Linked DNA regions of Homo sapiens: region 1 is linked to region 2. A link is a loop called in an ENCODE intact Hi-C map of the cell type or tissue named here. Cell type or tissue: dorsolateral prefrontal cortex. All regions are shown on one strand. Each heading gives the region's core, and the rest is flanking DNA. Links, peaks and the distances in the headings are about the cores only.

What was found. Hi-C counts contacts between places; a loop is a spot of excess contacts. Peaks named below come from ENCODE experiments on the same cell type or tissue, not always from the same donor. Only the 100,000 strongest peaks of a DNase experiment are listed, where the experiment ranks them.
Region 1: it touches region 2 in a loop (2.7-fold over the local background); 2 of 110 quality-filtered maps call a loop at or near these places.

The regions. Positions count from the first base shown.
Region 1 is chr14:99,943,188-99,951,503 of GRCh38, forward strand. It overlaps LOC102724682 (a long non-coding RNA gene), which reads right to left and starts at 6,114. Exons shown (of 6, transcript XR_007064328.1): 1 at 6,013-6,114; 2 at 4,748-4,921; 3 at 2,136-2,287; 4 at 796-1,360. It also overlaps the pseudogene RNU1-47P. RefSeq lists enhancers at 2,926-3,854, 7,353-7,854. In dorsolateral prefrontal cortex, for the core only: a CTCF peak has its summit at 3,888 (motif pointing left); a DNase peak (open chromatin) is centred at 3,047; H3K4me3 peaks cover 988 bases; H3K27ac peaks cover 642 bases.
Region 2 is chr14:99,725,139-99,733,454 of GRCh38, forward strand. It overlaps CYP46A1 (cytochrome P450 family 46 subfamily A member 1), which reads left to right. Exons shown (of 15, transcript NM_006668.2): 13 at 253-341; 14 at 1,052-1,118; 15 at 1,419-2,163. The coding sequence ends at 1,589. Among named protein-coding and RNA genes, the nearest start is that of CYP46A1, 45 kb to the left of the region's middle. RefSeq lists a silencer at 4,983-5,102 and an enhancer at 6,424-7,283. In dorsolateral prefrontal cortex, for the core only: CTCF peaks have their summits at 4,990 and 5,197; DNase peaks (open chromatin) are centred at 4,983, 6,063 and 7,553; H3K4me3 peaks cover 1,162 bases; H3K27ac peaks cover 973 bases.

The DNA.
Region 1 (8,316 bases), core at 47-8,046, 220 kb after region 2:
TTGGGGGATTTTGTAGGCTTGTGACAGCCTGCAGGGAAAGCAGGGCTATTTGATAGATACACTGAGGCTTGGAGAAGGAAATAACTTCCCCAAGACAGGCACTTGTTCCAAACTTGTCTTAATGACATGTGCTGGGCGCTGGGAATATAAGGACGGGCAAAACCACACCAGTGCCTGCCCTGGGGCGCCTACATGGCATCAGAAGAGCCAGAGGTTAGCAGAACGCATGCCCAGCCGCGTGCTAGATGACCACCATATGAGCCAGGAAGGAATTGAGAGCATCTAACTGGAAGACCCGAGTGAGTATGGGGACTCCGGAAAGTTTCCCTGGCAGAAAGAGAAGGAAATGACCCGGGAGAGCGGGGAGAGAGGCACTGGAGGCTGAGGCCAACACTCACAAAACCCTTTTGAGAGGGAAATTCAAGAGCACAGGGTAGGGGCACAGGAGTCCAGGGCAGTTTGTGAGAGGCAGGGCACGGGGGGCATGTTAAGGGCTTTATTCCAAATCCCAACAGCAAAGGGGGGCCGCTGGTGGGTTAGGCAGGGAAGGGTTCCCACTGCAATTCTGAAAGGGCTTCCAGGCCGGGGGCTGATGGGTGGGGGCTTTACTGTCATCTCAGTGGGCAGTGATGGTGGCGTGGAGTGGGGAGGTGGGAGCACTGTCCCAGAGAGGTTTGTGGGGTGGCGTCGGCAGAGCTCGCAGGTGGAGTGGATGTGGGCGGGGCTGAGTCCAAGGTCCCTGACTGCTTCTCTGGTGGGATGACAGTGCCAAGAGCTAAAATGCAGATCACTGACCGTCTGAAGGAGGGTAGTAAGGCCTGGAACAGGTGAAGCGAGTTGACATCCAACTGCAAGGGCAAAGTAGGCATTCGGCTTTGCAGGCCCAGCACAGACATCCTGTGGGAGGTGGACACGGGAGGCTCTCCCCGGAGGCTGGTTTTGGGAGCCAAGGTGTGCTTGAGATTGTAGGTTGCTCAACCCAGGCCAAAAGAGGCTCCCAAGCCAGCTTGGGGGACTCCAGAATCCAAGGGCAGGTAAGTGGGCTGCCGGAGAGGAGCGAGAGCCAGGAGGGCCATGGTGGAGCAGGAGACAGTCCCACACGTGGAGGATCTTGCGTCTGCAGCAGCAGGGCAGCTCGATGCAGTGCTTGCCAGGAGCCAGTGTGGACTCTGCACTGGCTTAGCAACCGGCATTCCAGCATCTCCATGCGCAGGCAGTGCCAGGCAGGAGATCCAGGCAAGGTGGGGACAGCCTCAGCCACGTAGGGAAGAGAGAACATGAGGCCACGGGTCGCACTGGGCTGTCAGCCCAGTGGGGGCGGGGGGTGTGGAGGTGGAGGAAGCTTCCAGGCCGGTTGGAACTGGGGAGAGGCAAAGTTCAGTGGATTCTTGGCATTGGTAGATCTTAGGTCCTGGCCGCCGGGGTGAGAGGGACTCCCTGGCAGGGGCTGTCTTTGCTTCACTGGAAAGCCCATTCTGGCATCTCCCCAGCCCCCCACATTTTTTTGAATGATTACTCCCACGCCCAAAGGTTGGCTATTCCATTCATTAGCCATCTCTTCTGTGGTTTGGGAACAGGCTGCTGTCATCCTATCTTACAGGCACAGGAGCGCATAGGAAAGGGTAGATGGGGATGGTCCAATCCACAACTAGGGGGACAGGTTTTGGTGAAAAGGAGCTAGGGAACATGCGCTTGATGCAAGGTGAAAACTGACTCCAGACCTGTTCTTCCTGCAGATTCTCTTTTTTAAAAAAAACTTTGGCCAGGCGTGGTGGCTCACGCCTGTAATCCTAGCACTTTGGGAGGCCGAGGCAGCAGATCACCTGAGGTCAGGAGTTTTGAGACCAGCCTGGCCAACATGGTGAAACCCAGTCTCTACTAAAAATACAAATTAGCCGGGTGTGGTGGCACATGCCTGTAATCCCAACTACTTGGGAGGCTGAGGCAGGAGAATCGCTTGAACCCAGGAAGCGGATGTTGCAGTGAGCCGACACCACAACACTGCACTCCAGCCTGGACAACAAGAGCGAAACTCAGTCTGAAAAAAAAAAAAAAAAAACTTTACAGAAAATTTCAAACATACACAAAAGTAGAGAGAGCCTCTCACCCAGACTAAAAATGATCAGCGTACTCACCTGGCAGGGGAGATGCCGTGATCACGAAAGTGGTCTTCCTGGGGTGAGGCTTATCCACTGCACTCCAGACGTGCTGACCCCTGCAATTTCCCCAAAAGTGGGAAACTCGGCTGCGTCATCTGTGGTCATGGGGGCTGTGTTCATGCTTTCCCCTGGTTAAAGAAAAAAAAAATCAAACATTTAGAAAATCTTGTTTCCTCTGTCTCCCCTAACTTTTGGGGGAGATGGAGTTTTTGTTTTTGTTTTTGTATTTTTGAGACAGAGTCTCGCCCTGTTGCCCAGGCTGGAGTGCAATGGCATGATCTCATCTCACTGCAACCTCCGTCTCCCAGGTTCAAGCAATTCTCCTGCCTCTGCCTCCCGAGTAGCTGGGATTACAGGCACGCACCACCACGCCCAGCTAACTTTTTGGTATCTTTAGTAGAGACAGGATTTCACCATGTTGGCCAGGCTGGTCTCAACTCCTGACCTCGTGATCTGCCCACCTCAGCCTCCCAACGTGCTGGGATTACAGGTGTGAGTCACCGTGCCTGGCCAAGATGGAGTATTTTTTAAAACAAGCCTACAGGACTTTGAGACCAGCCTGGGCAATATACCAAGACCTCATCTTTGCAAAAAACTAAAAACTCAGCTGAATGTGGTAGAGTGCACCTGTAGTCCCAGCTACTTCAGGGGCTGAAGAGGGAAGGTCGCTTGACCCCAGGAGGCTGCAGTGAGCTGTGATTGCGCCACTGCACTTCAGCCTGGGTGACAGAGCAAGACTTTGTCTCTAAAAAAAAAAAAAAAAAAAAAAAAAAGCAAGTCTAAGCCACCATGTCGTTTCACCTATAAATACTTCAGTCTGCCGCTGTGGTGAAGACACTTTGTGTGAGGACACCATGACATCATCACAGCTGACAAACTTGATGATTTCAGTTTCTCGGGCTGTCAAGCCTGATGCTGTGTCTCAGAGCCTGGCTGCACAGGAGCCTAGAACAGCTGCCTGGCCTCCCTGCTGAGCAGTTCAGGGTCGGGTGTCGAGCGTGCAGCCCCCAGTTCTGAACCCTTCTCCAGAGCCCAATTCTTCCCCCCTGACCCCGCTGCTCGATGCCTAGTGGCATCCCTGCCCCTCCCCATCTCCTGCAGACGGGATGCTCAGTGCTGTCTGAAACCTGGGCTCCTTCCATCTCCTGCCGGATCCCTGGCTGTGCTTTAGGCCACCTCAGGAGACCCCCTTCTGGGCCAGACAGCCTGGATCTTCCCTACCTTGCTGGCAAGCCAGACCGGACCACAGAAGCCTTTCGGAGTACCAAGTTCCCTCTTGAAGGAAGGAGGCTTGTTTAAGGGGAGCCTCCCCTGCAGGAAGTCCGTGCCCTCCTGGGGCGTTCCAGGGGGTCCGCAGGTCAACTCTAAGTTTCAATAAAAATGGGGCACACGCGCACACCACCCTGCGCTAGGGAGCTGGGGCGGGGCTGCGGGTAGCACACACTTTCTCGCTGACTGCCCCGGATCTCAGGGGACCCCGGCGTGCGGGAAGCCGGAGGGGACGTGAGATTCAGGGGCTCTGGAACACAGGTGACGCCTGGGCTTATAATGCGGGCCAGTTAAGAACAAATTTGGCTATTTAGGCTGAAAACACGAGTAGCTGCTCTAGCAGACTGAATAAGTAATTATGAAAAGACCTTGAACTTGGGTTATAAATTGAAAACCTCCCCTTCCCAAGCCCCCTCCAGCCCCGCGGCCAACTGCAGGTGCGCCACCTGGTGGCAGAAGAGCAGAGCACCGCCCCTCTCTCCAGCTTGCCAGGGCTGATTCTGACCTGGGGAGGGTTGGGGTGTGGAGAGAGAAAGGGAAACTCTAGTTGACTTTCTGGGTGGGGCGTATGTTTCAACTGACCTTCTGAGAGAGCTTTCAGAGGTTCTTGGAGAACCCCAACGTTGCTGATCGCCTCTCAGCTGCAGTCCCCTGGACCTGAATGAAGGTGTTCTGTTTAGGTGCGGCCTCCTTCTGCAGCCCTGAAGCACCGGGAGGGCTGCCTCCATCGGCCTCCTTCCTGCGGAGATCCCACCGCCCTCCGGGGAAGCCCGCTAGACAGGATCTTAGACGACCTTGCTTGGATCCTTGCTTGGAGGTTCACATCTGGTCTCAGGGGACACTTGTGCCTCCCACACCCACACCTTGCACCAGTGGGTGGGCAGTTACTGCCTTCCACATGCAGCCTTCTCTGGGCAGCTGGCGCTTTTGAGGCACTGGTCCACAAATCGCAGATGGCACACCTCAAGCCCTCCAAGTGGCTTAGGCAGAAGTACCCTCCCTGGTCCTCCCTCAGGAGAAGCAGGGTTGGAATCAGCAGCTCAACTTTCTCCCAAAGAAATCCTCCTTGCAAATATTACTTCTGAAAATGTCTAATTCCCAACGCTTTAGTACTCTTATCGTGGATGAGGATGCCCAGGAGGTGTCTCGGGAACCTCTTTTGTAACTGCTGCTCATGGTCTAACAGTGCCTCTGGAAGACACATCTATTGGATCTTGGCTCCTCGGCTGAACGCTCATTTCAACATCCAGTTACATAACCACAAACATTATTGCACAAGTTTTTTGTACATGTTTGCAAGAAATTATCTGGGATCCTACCTGGAAATGGGACTACTGATTTTCTGGGGCATGCATTAAATATTGCCAAACCATTCTCCACAGCAGCTCCACTGGCAGCCTGGGAGTCTCTGTTGCTCCACTTCCTCATCCATATTAGGAATTGTCATTTCATCTCATCTCATACAGACCCGAGAAGCAGGATCCATCGCCCCTCTTTGAAGAGAAGAAAGAGGGTATATTAGGCTGTTCTTAAACTGCTATAAAGAAATACCTGAAGGCCGGGTGCGGTGGCTCATGCCTGTAATGCCAGCACTTTGGGAGGCCGAGGCAAGCAGATCACTTGATGTTAGGAGTTCCAGACCAGCCTGGCCATGGTGAAACCCTGTCTCTATAAAAAATACAAAAAAATTAGCTGTGCATGGTGACCCATGCCTGTAATCCCAGCTACTTGGGAGGCAGAGGTGGGAGAATGGCTTGAACCTAGGAGGCAGAGGTCGCAATGAGCCGAGATCACCCCACTGCACTTCTGCCTGAGCAACAGAGTGAGACTCCGTTAAAAAAAAAAAAAAAAAAAGAAAGAAAGAAAGAAAAGAAGAGAAAGAAAGAAAAGGAAATACTCGAGACTGGGTAATTTATAAAGACAAGATGGCTGGGCATGGTGGCTCACACCAGTAATCCCAGCACTGTGGGAGGCCGAGGTGGATGGATCATTTGAGGTCAGGAGTTCGAGACCAGCCTGGCTGAAATGGTGAAACCCTGCCACTACTAAAATTACAAAAATTAGCTGGGCATGGCCAGGCACGGTGGCTCACGCCTGTAATCCCAGCACTTTGGTAGGCCAAGGCAGGTAGATCACGAGGTCAGGAGTTCGAGACCAGTCTGGCCAATATGGTGAAACCCCATCTCTACTAAAAATACAAAACTTAGCCAGGCACGGTGGAGCGCACCTGTAGTCCCAGCTACTCGGGAGGCTGAGGCAGGAGAATCGCTTGAACCTGGGAAGTGGAGGTTGCAGTGAGCTGAGATCATGCCACTGCACTCCAGCCTGGGCGACAGAGCAAGACTCTGTCTCAAGAAAAAAAAAAGAAAAGACGTTTAACGGGCTTATGGTTCTGCAGGCTGTACAGGAAACACGGTGCCAGCATCTGCTTGGATTCTGGGGAGGCCTCAAAGCAAAGAGCTTTTATTCAAGGCAGAATGTGAAGTGGGAGCAGACAGTTCGCATGGCAAAAGCAGGAGCAAGAGACAGCGGAGAGGAGCAGGTGCCACATGCTTTTAAACAACCAGATCTTGCAAGAACTCACTTGCTATCACGAGGAAGCACCAAGGGGATGGTACTAAAACATGAGAAGTCCACCCCCGTGATCCAGCCACCTCCCGTCAGGCCCCACCCCCGTGATCCAGCCACCTCCCGTCAGGCCCCACCCCCGTGATCCAGCCACCTCCCGTCAGGCCCCACCCCCGTGATCCAGCCACCTCCCGTCAGGCCCCACCCCCGTGATCCAGCCACCTCCCGTCAGGCCCCACCCCCGTGATCCAACCACCTCCCGTCAGGCCCCACCCCCGTGATCCAGCCACCTCCCGTCAGGCCCCACCTCCAACACTGGGGATTCCCATTCAACATGAGACTTAGCAGGAGCACATAGCCAGTGTATCAGAGGGTTAGAGAGACTGAGGTACTTGCCCCAGGTCACTCAGTAAGTTGGTAACAGAGCTAAGGGTGGAACTCCCAGTTCTCACAGCTACATTCTGTGCTGGCGTTCTCAGCCTGGTGTCTTCAGAGCATTATTAGAGTGGGTGCTGCTAGAGTTTCAAATAATTTGAGACTGTGCTGCACACTGCACATGACAGAGAGAGATGTGAGCGCCAGTTGCCTCTGAAAGGCATAGGAAGGTTATACATTTGGGCATTTCCCCATCTCGAGCATCAGACACCTTTGCTCCTAAGGCATTAGTGATTGGCCCAGGGATCAATGTTCCACACATCCATCTTGGGAAATGCTGTGGGAGAAGGTTAATCATACAGAGGTGGCCCGGCATGGTGGCTCATGCCTGGAATCCCAGCACTTTGGGAGGCGGAGGCAGGCGGATCACCTGAGGTCAGGAGTTCGAGAGCAGCCTGGCCAACATGGTGAAACCCCATCTCTACTAAAAATACAAAAATTAGCCGAGCGTGGTGGCGGGTGCCTGTAATCCCAGATACTTGGGAGGTTGAGGCAGGTGAATCGCTTGAACCCGGGAGGCGGACGTTGCAGGGAGCCCAGACTGCATCACTGCACTCCAGGCTGGGTGACAGAGTGAGACTCCATCCCTGCCCCGCACCCCCCAACCCCCGCAAAAAAAGAATGTGGTTATAACATTTCAGCTTATAACATTGGGACGATTCCTCCCTCCTTACCAGGACCGAACTAGGAAATGGCCAGACTTCCTGTCATGGTAAGACTGATGTCACATGCTCAGTGACATTTCTGAGATTCTTTTGGCCAAATGGGCTTCAGAATCACTTAGGTTCTCCCAGGCCCTCAGACTGTGGCGACTGAAAATAGAATGGACTGTGATCACCACCACACTGCCCAGCTGCCCCTTGACGCCCATGGGGTTCCTCTGCACGGGGTTCCCCTGTTTTCATGTGGCTTATTTTACTCTGATTCACACAGAGGAGGCAGGTTTAGAAACACAGCATCCGTTTGTCTGCATTTAAAACAATCCTTGGGAGAAGCAGGCAGCAGCCCTGTAGTCCTGGCCACAGTGGCAGCTGAGGTAGCCCCTCCTCACCTTCAATCACTGCTCCTCCATTTGAAAGCATTCTCAGAAACTGATGCTACAGGAAAGGCCTCTACCTTGTTCTGGCAAGTTCCCTCCTGCACTTCTTTCCCAGGCTGAGGCAGCTCCAGGGCTCAGACGTCAGCCAGAAGTAGGGGAGGGAGAGGACTCAGCCAGACATAGGGATCTGGGGTCCAGAGGGCAGCCGCACAGCCACCACGCTCGTCTGCCATGCTCGTGATACCTGCCCACCCCATAGCAGAGATGTTTCTGTTAACCACTTATAGAATGGTGGGGCTGCAGTGACGCTCAGGGGTCGTCTTGGGGGAGCATCTCCCAAAGTATGTTCTGTGAAACCCAATTCCAAAGCATGTTAATAGCCCCTGTGTTGGGGAGGCACTGAGCTAGACGCATTAATATGCCCTGTGAGTCGAGAAGGGCTATTGTGTTCATCTATTCACCCAACAAACACCACCCCTACCCTGAGGCAGCACATCCTAGGGGCCGGGGATACCAGAGTTCTTGCTCTCATGGAACTGTGAATGGAGAAAGCAATGAAGAGGCTGAGGAGACTGTTCCCGCTGGAGATGGGCGGGGAGGGGCCGGTAGTCACAAGGGCTACTTAAGCCCAGGCACGCAGAGGAGGTGGCTTTTGAGCAGAGAGTGTGGTGACAGAATAAGGGCCTGAGACTTGCAGCCAGCTGGGGACACCCCTGGCTGAAGATACCAGGGCATGGTGTGAGAGTGCCAGGTCCCCGAGGCTGTCTAACTGCACAGCTTCTCCTTCCTGGGACATCACTGCTAGGCCAGAGACTCAGCACACCTCGGGGGAAAGGCTCTTTTGCC
Region 2 (8,316 bases), core at 80-8,079:
TACAGGGCTGAGCCCAGCACAGGATGACGCAGTACGCCCAGCTGGCACAGTCAACTGTCCCCGCTCTTCCTCTTAAGGGATTTTCTAGGGGGCCAGTGCAATGGACACCAACCTAGATGAGGGGTGAAGACATGGGGGGAGGAGAGTGGGACCCACTCTGCTCTGAGTAGCCCTGTTGGGTGGCCTCAGTGGCTCAAGAGGTGCCAGGGGAACAACCTGGGAACCAGAGATGAGCGGACCCTTTGCCCGCAGTTCAGCACCTATGTCATGGGGCGGATGGACACATACTTTGAGGACCCGCTGACTTTCAACCCCGATCGCTTCGGCCCTGGAGCACCCAAGTAAGTCCCTCCTGGAGCTGCCCATGAGTGGGGCTGGCGGGAGAAGGACAGACACAGCGGCCTCTGGTCTGAGCCAGAGGCACCCACTCAGCCCACATAGCCTTCCAGATCCCTGTGAGGTGGTTGTGGAGGAAATCACAGCTCAGAGAGGTTAAGTAACTTGCCCAAGTGGCAGAGCAGGGGTCTGGCCCCAGCTCAGTCTGGTTCTAAAGCTCATGCTCATAAGCAGCACCAAATACTGGGAAGCTGGGTGACTTCACCTCCCCAAGCCTTGAGGTTCCTGTCTGAGAAATGGGACCATCCGTGGCTGCATCTGCAAGTTGCTGTGGGGGTCAACGCGTTAAGGTACCGAAGCCATGGTGGGAAGAGCTGGACTCCACAGCCTGCCTGAGTGTTCAGATCCAGGCTCTGCCCAGAGCTGGATGTAAATTTATGACCTGGAGTGAGTTGTTTTGCCCCTCTGAGCCTCAGTTTCTCCATCTGTGAAATGGGGACAACAGCAGTTCCTTCCAGGAGGGTAAAAGGAGGAGAAAAAGAATGCAGATCCAGCCCTCGGCAGAGTCAGCGGTTCATGCTTTGCATGCAAAGTGCCCAGCCCCTGGCTCAAAGTCTGTGTTCATCCAGACCTGGGTTAACTACTGTCTTCCTTATGTTGTTCCTGTGGGGACGCCTGGGGCTGCTGGCCTCGTGATTCCTCTCTTTCCCTGCAGGCCACGGTTCACCTACTTCCCCTTCTCCCTGGGCCACCGCTCCTGCATCGGGCAGCAGTTTGCTCAGGTAGGAGGGGCAGGGCTGTGGTTCTGCCCAGGAGTAGCTGCAGGGGTGGGGGCTCATCCTGAGCCGGGAAGCATCTCCGAACCCCTGCTCTGGGGCTGCTGGGCTGTGGGCTCGGGACCCAGCGGAGCCAGACCCAGAGGACTGGCTGTGTTTTGCACGGAGGAGAGCGCAAAACAGGAGGCTCCCCAGGCTCTCACAGGCTCTCCAGGAGGAGAGCCGGCTGTGACATTTGCTGCTCATTCACTCACTCATTCTGTCTTTGCTCCTTCATTCCTTCCTCATTTTGCCCGCTGGGCCCAGATGGAGGTGAAGGTGGTCATGGCAAAGCTGCTGCAGAGGCTGGAGTTCCGGCTGGTGCCCGGGCAGCGCTTCGGGCTGCAGGAGCAGGCCACACTCAAGCCACTGGACCCCGTGCTGTGCACCCTGCGGCCCCGCGGCTGGCAGCCCGCACCCCCACCACCCCCCTGCTGAGGGGGCCTCCAGGCAGGACGAGACTCCTCGGGCAAGGGCCGTGCCCGCCCACCTCTGCTGCCCACGGCCACCCACCCTTCTCCCCTGCCCCGTCCCCTGGGCCACCCTTCACGCTGGCTTCCAGCGGGCCCTCTGCCGACCGCCTGCTTCACACCCCTCAGCGCTCCCTGTCGCCTGCGGACTCCATGGCCCTTCCTGGACTGGCCCTTGCCCAACTCCCAGCCACCACCACTGTCCCTACCACTGAGCCCTTGCACAGGCCACTTGCTCAGACGAGACACCCTAACTCTTGCTCACTCCCTAAAGCCCTCTTCAGGGGTCACCTCCTCCAAGAAGCCCTCCTTGCCACCCCCCGCCGGCAGGGGCCCCTCCTCTGTGCTCCCTCGGTCACCTGTGCTACCTCTAACACCACACTGACCACACTGTATCGTGAGTGTCCGTTGACGTGACCAATTGCCCTGCCAGGCTGTCAGCGCCTCAAGGGTAGGGTCTGCGTGTGATTTGTCTCTGAGCCCCCTGTGCCCACCCAGGGCCCGGCACAGAGTCGATGCTCAATAAATGTGTGTTGACTGCATGAATGACCTGGAACCAGGCCATGCGCTCTCGCCTCAGCTTGCTCGTCTGTGAAAAGGGGGAGATGCGGAGGCTGGCACAGCTTTGGAAGCCACCAGCCCGCAGATGCCCCGCAGATGCCCTGACAACGCTGCCTTGGGAGAGACTGCCCCAGGTTACCAGCCTGTTCCCTGTGCTGTATTCACGGCCATGCCCCTGGGTGTTGTGTGAGGTTGGGCCTGGGTGGGTGACTGGCTCTGAGAGCTGGATTTGAGAGGTCAGAGAGGCCCCTGGGCCTCTCTTGGGAGCAGCTTGGTGGAGCTGAGCCCCGTGCCTGTGGGCACCTGCTGCCCTCCTGACCTGGCAGGGGGGCAGGGCAGGTGAGACTGCATCCCTCGTGGTGGTGATGGGAGAAGCCGTCCCTTCCTCTCCAGGGCCGTGTCCTCTGAGCTCATCCAAGGAAGAGGTCCTGCCCTGAGTTTCTCCTTCGGCCATTGGGAGCTTGTCTTTGTGCAGAGAGAAAAAGCGCCCTCATGGCCCGGTGCGGTGGCTCACGCCTGTAATTCCATCACTTTGGGAGGCCAAGGTGGGAGGATCACCCGAGGTCAGGAGTTCAAGACCAGCCTGGCCAACATGGCGAAACCCTGTCCCTACTTAAAAATACAAAAATTAGCCGGGCATGATGGTTGGGTGCCTGTAATTCCAGTTACTTGGAGTCTGAAGCAGGAGAATCGCTTGAACCGGGGAGGCAGAGGTTGCAGTGAGCCCAGATCGCACCACTGCACTCCAGCCTGGGCGACAGTGAGACTCCGTCTAAAAAAAAAAAAAGAAAAAGCTGCCCTCTCCCCTGCCTGGGCCATGTGCCCCCTGGGAAGACCCCCTCCCCAAACAGGGAAGGCACAGATGTGTGCCGGCCCGTGATGTGCATTGTTGGCCTCCTTCGGTCCTTGCCGCAGTCTTGAATGATAGCTCCAAGGGATGGTCCCATCAAGCAGATAAGGAAACTGAGACTCAGGGGCGGGAGTGACATGCTCAGTACAGGTGGGGCCTGGTGTGGCTCTGAGAATGGAGGAGACAAGTGTCTGGGTTCCCAGCCTGCCCCTCTCCCCAGCCCAGGTGGGCCCTGAGAATGCACACCCCGGCCTCTGGGCAGAGGGTCGGGCCCCGGGATGCCTCGAGAACTGCAGCGTTCTTGCAGAGCGAGGGTCCTCCTGCTCCCCTAGCACCTCGCCTGACCACGTGGGCACCTGGCCAGCCCATCATCAAGCTGCACCCTCCACCCTCTCCATTTCCAGCTCGCTGTCTGAGGGGCCCCCAAACTCACCACTCACTTTGAGAATGGTATGCCCGGGCTCAGCCTCCAGCCACCTGGTCAAACTCATCCCTGGCCAGAAGCAGCCCCTTCCCACAGCCACCCCAAATGCTGCTGTCTCCCAGCGTCCTGTTCCCAAGCCCCCAGCTGGGCACTGTTCCCCGACCTGCTCTGCTGTGCCCCCCACTCCGCCCTCTGCAGCCCTTCTCTGAGTCTCTGAGGTTCACCAGTACCCACACACCTGCCCACGCTTCCCACAGTCCATGCCCTCTGCCTCCTGCTGTGGCTGGGCCTAGTCCCCACAGTACAGCACCTCCTTCACAGTCCATCTAAAAGGGCCACAGGCCACCAAGCCTCAGTACTGCAGCAATGCAACCCAGCATTGTCTGGAGGGGCCTGGAGGGATCGGCTCCCTCCAGAGACTTCAAGTTCCCGGCTTGACCATCCCCTGATTTGGCAAATATCTGTCTGTTGCTGAGCCTGAGCCTTCACACCATGATTTCTTCAAATCCTGCCAGGAAACAGGAGCCAACTATGCCCCATTTCACAGATGGGGAAGTCCAGGCCAGAGCCACAGCTGGGCCATAGTGGAGTCAGCACTTGAACCCATGGCCCTTTGCATCCAGTGGCCTTCCACAGGCTCAGCATGCCCTATCCCTGCAGGCCTGGGCTTGTCTTCTGCACGCCCCAGGAATCCCAGATGGCTGGGAAGTGCAGAGCCAGAACCCCCCAGCCCCACTGTCACTGCCGGTGGGGCCATCCTGCCCTTCCTTTCTGAGCCACTTCCTCTTCCATAGACTGGGCTTTCTGTGAGGGGCAGGTGGCTCTCAGTCCATGCTGCATGGGGAAGCCACCTGGGCCAGGTGAATCAGCCTCTGGGGTGGGGCCCAGAAACTCTTCTTTTTCTTTTTTCTTTTTTGAGATGTAGTTTTACTCTTGTTGCCCAGGCTGGAGTGCAGTGGCACAATCTCTGCTCACTGCAACCTCCGCCTCCTGGGTTCCTCAGCCTCTGGAGTAGCTGGGATTACAGGCATGTGCCATGACGCCCAGCTAATTTTTGTATTTAATATATTTTTTTAGTAGAGACGGGGTTTTACCATGTTGGCCAGGCTGGTCTCGAACTCCTGACCTCAGATGATCCACCCTCCTAGGCCTCCCAAAGTGTTGGGATTACAGGCGTGAGCCACCGCGCCTGGCCCAACTGTTTTCTTTTTAAGTCTCCCAGTAGATCCCAATGTGCATGGGCCGGTGCCGCCAGTCCAGGTGAAGCTGACCCCCGGGACCCAGGCAAGATGGATAGGATTAAACCCAAGGCTGTGCAGCAAGGCTACCTGGGGTCAAATCCTGCCCCCACCTGCCTGGGCCTCAGTTTCCCCATCTGTAAGGGAGGACAAATAATAGGACCCACTTCCTAGGGTTGGAGGGGAATTAGTGTCCACACGAGGGTCGGGCTCTGGCACTGTGAGTCTGGTCATTGTCACCTGCAGGGAAGGGAGGGCTTTTCTGCAGGCAAGGCGGCGCAGTCCCCGGAAGACCCGCACGGTGGCGCGCTGGCGCAGAGCTCGGGCTCGCCCTCCCGCCCAGGCCGAGCGGGCGGCGCCGGCCCCAGGCGCGGAGGGTCCCGAGGCGCGGAGTGGGTGGGCCGAGGGGACGCCAGCCCCGCTCCCGGAAGCGGGGTCAGCGGGGAGGCCGGGGGTCGGCAGTGGCAAGCTCTGGCCACGGCGTAGGGGTGGGATAGCCACCCCCATTTCACAGATGGGGCTCCCGAGGCGCGGTGAGGTCTGGCAGCTGCTGGGGGCGCAGGCACGGCCCCCCGGGCGGGTGTAGCGGTCGCTTGGCGGGTGGGTCCGCAGGCCTCGCCGGGAGCCGGGCCTGGGTCTGGGGCGCTGGCAGGCCGGCCGGGAGGCGCGCCGGGCGGGAACGCGCAGCTCTGGCGGGAAGTGCGTGGGGTCGGGGGGCTCGGGCGGGGTGCAGGCTGCTGCTGCCACCGGGGAGGCCCGGGGGATGCCCTCACTAAGCGGCTCCAGAGACTGCGGGCCCCGCCCTGCCCTGCCACTCCCTCTCTTGTGACCTCGGCCAGTGGCAGCCTTTTCTGAGCCTGTCCCCTTCTCTGTAAACCTGGACGTGTTTGATCTACGCTCGCGTCCCGGCAGGAGGCTTCCAGCCTGCACATTCCTGGGGGCCCGCCTTCCCCAGGCACTAGCTTACCCAGGGCTGAGCTGCTGAACTCTGAAAACCTTTGGAAACCTCCCTGCCCTCTGCCCTAGCGACCTGCGGCTGGAGACCCTGAGCTGGCCCAGCCCTCTAGGGTGCCTAGGAGCCTAGGCTGGGTTGGGGGTGGCTTCAGGAACCTTGGGCTGCCGGGTGTGGGGTGAGAGCCTTGGCCCAGCTATGGCCAGGTGGGAGGTTTTCTTCCTCTGTGCTCTGGGTGCTGGGGCTGGAGGCGGTGGCTCTGCTGGGCTTCAGTGACAGCCAATGTGGGTAGACAGAGGACCATGCCCTGTGTCCCAGCAATTAGCTGCCCACCTGGGAAGGTTCTGGATGGGACTTGGCAGAAGCCTGAGCCGGCCCCTCCTGGCAGTCCTGGCTGAGCGGGCACCGAGCGCCTTATGCTGGTCCAGTCAGTTGGAGTGACTAAATTCACATCTGCCCAGACCTCACCCTGGGCTCCGGACCTCACCCCGGGCTCCAGCCTCACCCCGGGCTCCAGCCTCAGGCATCTCTGGATGTCCAAAAATAACCCCCACCCCCACCCGCACCCTCCCCGGCAGTCACTGGGGGTATTTCTGGCAGACGGAAGGGGACTCACAGTGGGAGGGAGGGTCATTTCTCTGAATCCAGGGCCAGGGGTGGGGAGGGACAGAGTCAAGGCCCTGCCTTGGCTTGGAGCTTTAAAAACACTCATTTCTTCTGGAACGCAGCCTCTCCCCAGTAAATCCTTCTCACCAGAGAAAACCATAGTCACCTACCTGGTGCTCACTTCTTGGGCAGCCCCTGCGGGGACCAGACCCCGGGTGGCCAGGCAGAGGGGTCCCCCCCACCCTGCGGGAGGCAGCCTGCTAATTCTGGGTGCCAAGGGTAAGGCTGCAGGTCCCTGTGCAGGACACCTGCTAGCTGCATCCCGTTTGGAGCCTGCCCTGGATGGGGCTCCATGGGCCCAGGGCGAGGCCAGGCAGAGACCGGCATGAGCAGCAGCCCGCACAGGAGCACCCTGGGCCCAGGGCAAGAGCCCATCGGCCAGTGGCAGACACTGGGTGAGGATCCCCGATGATTCGAGTCACACTGTGCTGGCCATGAGCGTCAACTGTTGGGCGCGCTGTACGGCCAACCCTGAGCCAGCTTTCCTGTACCTCCAGGCCCCTGTGCTACAGACGAGGCTCCGAGAGGTGGCGGCCTGCCCCATCTCAGGGCCAGAGGGCAGAGGGTGCGGTGGGCTGTCCCTGGGGCCCTTGCCCCTGCTGTTGAGCCCAGGAGCCTGAACCTGGGAGGCCTCCCCATCACCTCCCTGCCCCCTCCCAAATGACAGTGGCTCCTTGGCCGCCACCCCAGAGGTGAGGGGATAGCCCAAGGAAGCCAGGAGCTGCCCACACCCTCAGCCCAGGAACACCCGGTGCAGCTGCATGCGCCTCGCGGGCTTCTTTCCTGGCTGGGAGCCTGGACGCTGGGAGGGTTGCCCAAGGCCACCCAGGCAGCGGTCAGTCAGGGGTGCCTGGGCTGGACAGGGGGCCCTGGGTGTTTGGAACCAGCTCGCAGAGCTTTGCTGGAGCAGGTGCACGTGTGTGCGTGCATGTGAGCCCCACGTGCAGATGTGTGTCTCTGCGTGTCTCTCCGTACCTCTTCGTGTTCCTGTTCCCTTGTCTCCGGGTATCTGTCTGGCCCCCAGTGTGTGAGGCTGTGCGGATGAGTCTCCACATCCGTGTGTGTCTCATGCTCTGTGTGGAGCTGGTGTGTCAGGCCTGACCTGGACTACAAGGAGGTGTCTCTTTGAACCCAAGGCAGTGGACAAACATCAGACGCGTCGCCGTGGGCTGGGCCCCTGCCGTGTGGCATGCGTTCTGTCCTCACCCCACGTCCAGCGAGATGGGCTAACCTGCCCAAGGCCACACAGCCAGGAGCTTGGGGCCATCCAGTGTGGACATCCATTGTCCTTCAAGTCGTGGCCACCAAGGCCCCACGTGAGGCTCCCTGCTCCTCACCTGTCCTGGCTCTGTGTACAGGGGGAACCCAAGTCTGAGGGGTCTCCAGCAGGGAGAGGCTGCACTCCTGAGGCCCAGCCAGGGCCGGGTGAGTGCGGGGCAGCAGGTGTCAGCGGTGGGGGAGGTACGGGTGGGAAGCGGGGCCTCTTCCCTGACCCCCGCCACACTTGGCTGCCCCTCCACCTTTGATCACTGACCCTCCTCTGTCCCTCCAGGGACACTTTCCCGCCAGTGCTGGTGCTGGCTGGCCAAACAGTGTGGGAACCCAGGGACTGGCCTTCCTCCAGGCGGTGGCAGCCGGGGAGGGGCCTGGGCACACCGTGGGTGAGCAGTCACTGCAGAGCCTCCCCTGGGAAGTGGCATGATGCTGTGGTGTCTCAGGGAACCCAGGAAGGGCACTGGCTCTGGGCTGGGCCCCACAGGCATCAGTATATGTGTGCCCCTCCCTTTGCCCCATGCCCTTCCAATGACCCCAACTCCTGCCCGACCAGATTTCACACCACTGTCTGGCCATCTCGAACCATTCCTGGGTGCCCGAGCTCTTTCCCACCGCTAGGCCCATCTTATCCTATCCATCCCCATCCCCATTCCTCACTTCCCAGGTCTCTGTGTGGATGACTCTCAGAGGTCCTCGCTGACCACCTGCCCTTCCTTCCTGACCTCAGTT